Linked DNA regions of Homo sapiens: regions 2 and 3 are each linked to region 1. Evidence: chromatin contacts called from ENCODE Hi-C data. All regions are on one chromosome and are shown on one strand. Each heading gives the region's core, a stretch centred on a gene start or an enhancer-like site at or near the end of the contact. The rest is flanking DNA. Distances are from core to core; before and after follow the strand shown. Region 1 holds the start of ADGRA1 (adhesion G protein-coupled receptor A1). Region 2 has its middle 22 kb from the start of LINC01168. Region 3 holds the start of LINC01167 (long intergenic non-protein coding RNA 1167).

Region 1 (2,842 bases), core at 3-2,502:
GATTAAATGATTCCACATTGCCATATGCCTGCAACTCATTAGTATGATCAGCACCCAGCACGCGGGGAGCAGAGGTGCCCAGACACGCGGCCTGTCCCCGGCCCCCACTCCACAGAGCCTCCCACCCCGGCACTGAGCCCGGAAGCCCGGTCACCAGCTCGCCATTCCACAACTTTTCCAGCCTGGGAGTCCCCATACGGGTGGCCGCCCCCCCGCAGCGGCCTAGCCCCCAGCTGCAGGACCCCCGGGACCCCCGTACTCACCATGAGCGCTGCAAAGTTGCGGAAGCGTGAGCGCCGCTGGAGGAGGCGTCCAGGGGGAGGCGATCAGGTGGCGCCCTGCTCCCCGCCAGCCTCCATGGCCTCTGGAAGGTCAAAGTCCCAGACGGCGGCCAGGAGGTCGCGCTCCCGGGCCCCTGGCCTCAGGGTGACCGCGGCGGGGCGGGCGCAGTCCGGGAGCTGCTCCCATCTGTGAAGACAGCGGCGGTCAGCGGGGCGGGCGGAGGGTCCCCGCGGAGGGCAGCTCGCAGCCCCGACCCCGCCAGGGAGCAGCCGCGGCCCCTGTCGCTCCCTCCCCTCCGCGGGCGGCCTGGGGGCTGCGCCTGGGGCTGGCGGAGGCGGTGCCGGTGGGGACCGGTGGGGGGCTCGGACCGAACGCGCCAGCGGCAGATGCGTCTCCTTCTCCATATTTAAAAATCAATCTGCGCCCCACTCCCGGCTCCGGAGCCAAACTCAACCATCTCGGGCTGCACAAAGCCAGAGGCGCGCCGGGGGGTTTGCACCGGGAACCGGCACCGAGTGACCCGCCCGCCCCAGCCCGGCCGCGGCGCCTGCTCTGCCTGGATGTGGCTCGAGCTCCGGGCCGGGCGCGCGGGGCGGGGGCCCTGGATTATCCGTGGCGCCTCCCGCCCCAGCGGAGCCGAAAGTTACTCGGAGCTGCTTTCCTCGCGGCCAGTGTCACCTCGGGGCGCGAGCTTTTCTGCCGAGCCGCGGCCCCGCGCGTCCCTCCCGCCGCCCAGACCCGCGCGTCCTTCCCACCTGCTGTGGCCGAAGCGGCTGCCGGGGCGGCCGGGCCGCGCTCCCGGAGACAGACGCGCTGCGCTCCCCCCGCCGGGGACCCGCTCTCCATTCGCGAGGGCAGCGGCCGAGCTGGGACCGAGTTATCAACAGATTGCGGGGCTGCGGCGCCGGCCGGTGAGTCACAGCCCCGCGCACGAGCGGCCCAGCCCGGCCAGCAGCGCCGCCGCCTCTGCGCGCACCTCCCGCGGCGACAGCGGGGACCCGGGGCCGGAGGCAGGCGCGTAACCATGGGGACCGGGGCGGGCGATGGCGGCGGGCGGGCTCCTGCCGCAGGGTGGGGATGGCTCTTCCAGCCGGGCGGCCGCCGTCACACTGCAGAGCGTATTTAAAGAGACACCTCGCTCCGCGCTCGCTCCCCAGCACCAGACCCTCGCCCGAAAACGCCGCCGGGCGGACTGCACGACCCTGTGTTATTCCCAAAGACAATCTCCATCCGTGGAGAAGCTGCAGGAACAGAAATATACACAAGAAAATGGATTTGGAAGGAATTTTCCATCCTTTATTTAACATTCTCAAGTCCAGATATGCCAGAACCGAGGTGCACCTGTCGTGAACCCGTCTGAGTGTGAGTCAGCAGGGCAGCCGCAGCCGGTGTAGACAGACAGGGCCTGTGGCTGTGCAGAAAGCGTCCCTGTCCCCCTACCCCAACCCTCCTGCATCCTGGGCCACAGAGCTGGGCATCCAGAGCCAAGGCGAGTGTGGAGGCCAGGGTGCCAGGGGCGGCGCAGCCCAGCCTCCCACCCGCAGCGAGGTTTGGGCTCTGCACACATCCCACAGGTCCCTATCCTGCCCCAAGGGGCCTCCTACCCGACAAGGTGGGTCCAAGTCCACTCCAGTTTTCGTCACAAACTCCGTTTTCTGGGGCACGTGCTGGCCTGGTGGCAGCCTCAGCAAGAGTCTCAGGAACTGCCCTGGGGGACTCCACACCCCTCCACCTGTTCCCCCTTTGGCCCTGGGTGACCCCACACCCCTCCACCTGTTCCCCCTTTGGCCCTGGGTGACCCCACACCCCTCCACCTGTTCCCTCCTTGGCCTCCACCCTTGCATGGCTACTTCTGCCCCAGGTTCTGTGACACTGGCGCCTGTTCAGGGGGTCCCCAGGCCCTGCTGCCATGGATTTTGAGGGGCCTGAAGGATGTACTATTGGGAGGTTGTCATGAAGACTCACAGAGGCAGAATTAGATGCAGGGGTGACAGCGTTCCGCTTCCCCGGCCTCTCATTATGGGGCTTTTGAGCGGGATGTGCTCAGGGCCCCACTGCCCCATCTAGCTGGTGTTCCCAGAGCCCCTCTGTGGGGACACTGTGCTGGTCCCTGAACTCCAGCTGAGGGACACAGGGTCCAGGCAGGCGACGGTCTAGTTCCCAGCTGGAGACGCTCTAGGCACCCCAGGACCTGGCCGCCCTGACTCCCTGGACACCGTTCCCTTGGAGCCTCGGAGCCCCCCCTGGTGTCCCCTGGGTGATGGTCCTGGACAAGAGGGCTGGGAAGAAGCGGGCAGCAAGGGGAGGATTCTGCCCCAGACGTCCCCAGGCCGGGGGTCCCCATGGGCTCTGCCCTGACGTCTTACTCCTGCACCCAGCGGCTCCCACCACAGAGACTGCTCCAGGTGAGGGTACCACACTGAGCACAGGTCAGCCTGTGTCTCCCGGGAGGCTCCTGGCACATCACAGTTGGGGCCCAGAGGAGGCCCCGGCCGGTGGGGGGAGTGGCCCTGGCTTGTCTCTTTCCCTGCACACGGACTGGAGCCCTGCCCTGAGTCCC
Region 2 (2,701 bases), core at 183-2,682, 100 kb after region 1:
TCTTCAAAGCACCCGGCACCCACTGTTGCCCCACACACTGTCTTTCTTCCCAAGATAAGAATTCCCATTCTCCCGCCACCAGCTCCACACCAGGGCACAGAGAGGGGAACAGCAGCTCCCCAACAAACTGGCCTCAGGCCCCTCCCAGTAAGGTCAGCACCCCCCCCACCGGGCCTCGGGCCCCTCCCAGTAAGGTCAGCACCCCCCCCACCAGGCCTCAGGCCCCTCCCTGTAAGGTCAGCTACCCCCAGGCCTCAGGCCCCTCCCTGTAAGGTCAGCTACCCCCAGGCCTCAGGCCCCTCCCTGTAAGGTCAGCACCCCCCCCCCCCCCACCGGGCCTCAGGCCCCTCCCTGTAAGGTCAGCTACCCCCAGGCCTCAGGCCCCTCCCTGTAAGGTCAGCTACCCCCAGGCCTCAGGCCCCTCCCTGTAAGGTCAGCTACCCCCAGGCCTCAGGCCCCTCCCTGTAAGGTCAGCTACCCCCAGGCCTCAGGCCCCTCCCTGTAAGGTCAGCTACCCCCAGGCCTCAGGCCCCTCCCTGTAAGGTCAGCTACCCCCAGGCCTCAGGCCCCTCCCTGTAAGGTCAGCTACCCCCAGGCCTCAGGCCCCTCCCTGTAAGGTCAGCTACCCCCAGGCCTCAGGCCCCTCCCTGTAAGGTCAGCTACCCCCAGGCCTCAGGCCCCTCCCTGTAAGGTCAGCTACCCCCAGGCCTCAGGCCCCTCCCTGTAAGGTCAGCACCCCCAGGCCTAAGGTCTCTGCCTGTAAGGTCAGCACCCCCGGGCCTCAGCCCCTCCCTGTAAAGTCAGCCTTGGCCTCAGGCACCCAGCTGCTGGTGGTGCCCCTCGTGCAGCAGGAATCCTGTACCCTGCTCCCCACATTCGGCGCTCATGACGCACAGAATCCGGCAGAAGACAGCCACCCCCTCATGTGGCACCCCCGGCGCAATGGTGCCGAAAGCCAAGGCAGCTCTCAGAGGGTTCGGAGGCGGATTTGCTTCCTGTGACCACACGAGCTTTCTCTCCACAGAATCCTGGTGATAACCAGCAGATTCAAAACCCGGGCACTGCCATCTGGCTCCGTGAGTGGTAATTATGTCACTTGTTTCTTTTTAAACTCCACATGCCTGGCATTCATTCTGTTTCCAAATCTGTTCCCGCGTTCCGTTTTCATCTGGTTCCAGTTAAATGTGCATTTTGTTTATTGAGTATAATTTGGCTGCATAGTTAAAATATATCTTGATGAAGAATGGCCTTTAACGCTGATGTGGATTGCCGGCGATGGATATAGCATCCTCTAACCATACATTTTTTTAAACCCTCTCTGGCTTGTTAAGTTTGAATGATGCTGTGGAACGGAGTCTGGGCCAGGGACTTCCGCTGGAGATGATTCAGCATTGAGGACAAAGCCAAGCACATGAGTGGATGGGGCTTGTGTGCAGCGGGGAGGTGCCCAGGGCCACTGCCTCTCCAGGCCGGAGTTTAAGAGGTGCTGTCTTGGCCGGGCGCAGAGGCTCACAGCTGTAATCCAGCTACTCGGGAGGCTGAGGCAGGAGAACTGCTTGAACCTGGGAGGCAGAGGTTGTAGTGAGCCAAGATCGCAGCACCACTGCACTCCAGCCTGGGCAACAAGAGCGAAACTCCATCTCAAAAAAAAAAAAAAGAAAGAGGTGCTATTCCAAGAGGACTCCAAGGGCCGCTTCTCCCTGAGATGCCTGGTCCTTCCTGCCGGGGGCCTGGATGGTACCAACATATTTCCAGTCTCTCGGAGGGGGCCGACTCCTGCTGCCCCTCATGACGGCCCCAGACACATCCTTGGGACGGGTGTTCTCACCAGCTGAGATTCTCACACATGCTGGAGTCTGAGCACCACTAACCTTCTCCTCCCATGATCTCGAGACTTTACGAACGGATGTCTCCTCAAAGTCCATGAGGAAGACCATAGAGACCACTGACGTGTAAACCTCTTTTCCAGAATTGGCAATGACAATCTGTGTGAGCCACTATCGGGTATAAATTGCCATGTCAGTTGTTTATAAGAACTTATACTTGATAGCACTTTAAAGCTCCTCATTCCAGCTACGGCTCTCACCAGCGTCTGTCACACCCTGACATTCATTCCAGCTACGGCTCTCACCAGTGTTTGTCGTATCCTGACATTCTCGGGTAATTTTCGCAGAATCAGATCACGTGTGCTGAGCCAGACGTGCCGCCTGCAGCAGGCCACGCAGAAGAGTGAAATGAAGATGCGTGGACCCATCAGCTTCAGTTCCCAAAGGACAGCGAGACCACAGAATTCTCAAATCAAGATCTTCAGGCAGGATAGCCCCTGGCCCCAAGAGTTCAACTACACGCATCAGAAACACCTTTGTGAATAAAACACTTTGGGAATGTTCAAAACTCAAGGAGAGAAGACTCTGGAAGCCATGAGTGCCAGTGAAGTCCCTGTGGACTGTGACGTGCCTCCCTTCTCACAGCAAGAGCGTCACCAGCCCAGCCTCCGCCACCCGGGCCCACAGGCAAGACCAGCTTCCACAGAGAGGAACGGGTGCCCGCTGCACCTGCTGGCCTCAGCCAGTGCTCAGGACCCCCCAGCACCAGCATCGGCCACACCCACCCTGCTGGTCTGGTGCCCTGGAGGCCTCCCAGAAAACGGCAAAGGGCTTGTGACCTGTCCCCACCCTCAGGGGAAGGTCCCATCCCTGTC
Region 3 (2,879 bases), core at 122-2,621, 130 kb after region 1:
GGCTGGGATGCCCCCCCGATGCTGAGCAGGTGCCAGGAATGTTGATGGATGGATGGATGGAGAGAGGGATGTTGATGGACGGATGGATGGAGGGAGGGATGTTGATGGACGGATGGATGGAGGGAGGGATGTTGATGGACGGATGGATGGAGGGATGTTGATGGACGGATGGATGGAGGAAGGGATGTTGATGGACGGATGGATGGAGGGAGGGATGTTGATGGACAGATGGAGGGAGGGAGGAATGTTGATAGACAGATGGATGAAGGGAGGGATTTTGATGGACAGATGGAGGGAGGGAGGAATGTTGATAGACAGATGGATGGAGGGAGGGATGTTGACGGACAGATGGAGGGAGGGATGTTAATGGACTTATAGAAGGGATGAAGGGACGGCCAGTCCACCACCAAGCAAGGATGAAACCCTAGATGCAAATCAGGCTCCGAGTCAACTTATGGGAGTTCTTTGATAAAAACACATATTCATAAAATGAGTCACAAAGGCCCTTGCATTTTTCATTTTCAATCTGCATTTGTAAACATCTTTACTCAGCTTCACTTTGTACAGGGAGGTCTTCGAAATTTTAATTTCAAGCTCAAAACATGAGGGCTGTTATTCTGGCCCACTTTTTTTTTCTTGGAAAAGATAGGAAGCTCTTCGCCAAAAGAAAAATAAGTCACAAGCTTAATAAATAACGAAGCACAAAGCAAACCACTCATGCTCAATTTTTCATACTTCTATGAATATTTCAGGAAATAATAGATGGCCTTAGAAGACTATCATAAGGCTGGCAGGGACCCGGAGCTGGGGACAGCCACCTTCTTCTCTCAACCCTCTTGATGTCATTTGTGTAAAATTAATGCAGGAGTTGGTTTCATTTTCTAATTCATCGAGAAAGGATATTTCTATTCACAATGGCATCTTCCAGTTACCCATCCAAGACTTCGGTGGTGCGGGGCAGGGGAGCCCCCAGGTGGGGCTGAGCCCCGACGGTTCTTGGCTTTACCCTGGAGGGAATTCAAGGGCAAGCCGCAGGTAGAAGGAAAGAGCTTTATTCAGGCGGCCGTGCCACAGCTCACAGCTCCCTGACTGCTCCTGCAGCGGGGCCGCCCCGTAGGCAGAGAGCAGCCGCTTGGGGCAGTTTTGCAGTCACACTTATACCGCTTTTAATCGCATGCAGATTAAGGGGCGATTTATGCAGAAATTTCTAGGGAAGGGGTAGTAACTTTTGGGTCATTGAGTCATTGCCATAGAAGGGGGCGGTAACACCCGGGTGTTGCTATGGCAACGGAAAACTGACAGGCACTCGGGTGGGCGAGGCTTAGGGAAAGCTGCTTCCGCGAGCCCTGCTTTAACTAGTCAATCCGGTCCGGAGTCCAAGTACTGCCTCTGGAGTCGACTCCCACCTCAAACCTCACTCGAATGATGGCGTCCCAGTCCTCTCTCAGAAGACGTCCATCAGCAACGTGATTCTGTCCTCCCAGCCAAGCTGGCAGCTCCCGGAGCCCCTGCCCTATCGCTGGTCTCCCGGGCTGTGCAGGCCCTGCAGGGACTGTGAGCCCTCCTCACGCGGAGGAAGCAGAGGGGGCTGGACCTGCCGGCCTGGCACATGCACGTGGAGAGGCCGACTGTTGTGCACACTCACGCAGGCACACACACACTTGCTCACACACACACTGAACTCATGCTCACACATGCCTGTCAGGCTCACACTCACACTCGCTCATCCGTGCACTGACACTCATACACGGCCAGCGTCCTAAGGCGGAAGAGTGAAGGAGAAAGGCCTGCACTCCAAGGCTGGGCTGCAAGTGCAGCGGGGGTGAGGGGTGGGGGATCGCCGGAGCAGGTGTGCAGCAGGGGTGAGGGGTGGGGGATCAGGGGAGCAGGTGTGCAGCAGGGGTGAGGGGTGGGGGGTCAGGGGAGCCAGCATGTGGTAGGGGTGAGCAGGTGAGAAGTGCCGGGGAGCAGGCATGAGGTGGGGGTGAGGGGTGGGGAGCCCCCGGGAGCAGGTGTGTGGCAGGGGTTGGGGGTGAGGGGTCCTGGGAGCAGGCATGCGGCAGGGGTCACATTGAGCCGATCTTGATGTTTCTGGTTTTGCCTTTCTTAGCCCTCAGCCCCAAATTCTTGCTTACACTTCTAGAAATAAATTACAGCCAACCCGGTCAACACGTTTCCAAATTTTCCAAGACGTTTGCTGACGTCGTTAGCTGGTGACATCCTCTTCTTCACATTTTTAAAGCTTAAAAATAAAAGTCCTGGATCCAAGTCAGACGCCAGCATTTGCTGCTTCCCCTCCGTCTTCTGAGCAGATCTGAGCCTGGGGTTCCGGCTGGGTTTGTTGTTAACTCATAGATACAAAAAACGTCTCCCAGCCCTGCCTCCCTCCGCCGTCCGCCCACAGGGCCTGCAGCCTGAGGCTGGCTCCTGCCTGAGCCGCGCGCTCTCAGTGCGAGGGGCCGTGGGGGTGTCCCTCTGTGGTGTGGCTCCGGACCAGGGGCCTCTGTCACACTCTGGGGCAGCAGTGTTTGGGAAGAGCTGTCACCTGTCGAGGGAATGCCCCTCGGGATGGCACCACCCTGGTGGCTCTGACACCCACGGTGACCAGGGAGGGCTGAGGTGGGAGCGCGTTCTGGCTGAACCACGTGGGAGGCGGCATCTGGGGACGAGGCCTCGCCGTCTGTCACCAGTGACCCTTGGCCGAGCGTGAGGACGGCTGTGTCCCCAGGCTGCAGCAGCCACGCACCAGCACCACCTCCCCCGAGCCCCTCACACCCCCTGTCCACAACCCCATTCGTGGCACCCTCGTCAGTGGTGGGGCGATCGTCCCCTTGGGTCCAATCTGGACGCTGGGGCCGAGGCCACCGGACGCCAAGGCC

The links. A loop is a pair of places that touch in the nucleus more often than their neighbours do. Pooled maps may share reads with other maps.
Region 2: a map of posterior cingulate gyrus shows a loop between it and region 1 (2.9-fold over the local background). The contact joins the enhancer-like site here to the promoter of ADGRA1 in region 1. A Hi-C loop is called at or near these places in 2 of 168 maps with a recorded cell type or tissue (posterior cingulate gyrus and testis) and 1 of 50 pooled maps.
Region 3: a loop to region 1 is called in a pooled map, with 2.0 times the contacts of the local background. The contact joins the promoter of LINC01167 here to the promoter of ADGRA1 in region 1. A Hi-C loop is called at or near these places in 1 of 168 maps with a recorded cell type or tissue (mesothelial cell of epicardium) and 1 of 50 pooled maps.

The regions. Positions count from the first base shown.
Region 1 is chr10:133,086,334-133,089,175 of GRCh38, reverse strand. ADGRA1 (adhesion G protein-coupled receptor A1) reads right to left here and starts at 1,252. Exons shown (of 7, transcript NM_001083909.3): 1 at 1,038-1,252; 2 at 264-468. The coding sequence starts at 266. It overlaps ADGRA1-AS1 (ADGRA1 antisense RNA 1), which reads left to right and starts at 2,479. Exons shown (of 3, transcript NR_111905.1): 1 at 2,479-2,687. RefSeq lists an enhancer at 1-98.
Region 2 is chr10:132,986,627-132,989,327 of GRCh38, reverse strand. No RefSeq gene overlaps it. Among named protein-coding and RNA genes, the nearest start is that of LINC01168, 22 kb to the right of the region's middle. Within about 2 kb of position 1,432, at least 2 of the 41 ENCODE cell types and tissues checked have a DNase peak (open chromatin) inside an H3K27ac peak, as active enhancers do.
Region 3 is chr10:132,960,729-132,963,607 of GRCh38, reverse strand. LINC01167 (long intergenic non-protein coding RNA 1167) reads left to right here and starts at 1,371. Exons shown (of 2, transcript NR_125763.1): 1 at 1,371-1,849; 2 at 2,144-2,268. All of the region lies in intron 1 of LINC01166 (long intergenic non-protein coding RNA 1166), which reads left to right. RefSeq lists an enhancer at 878-1,773.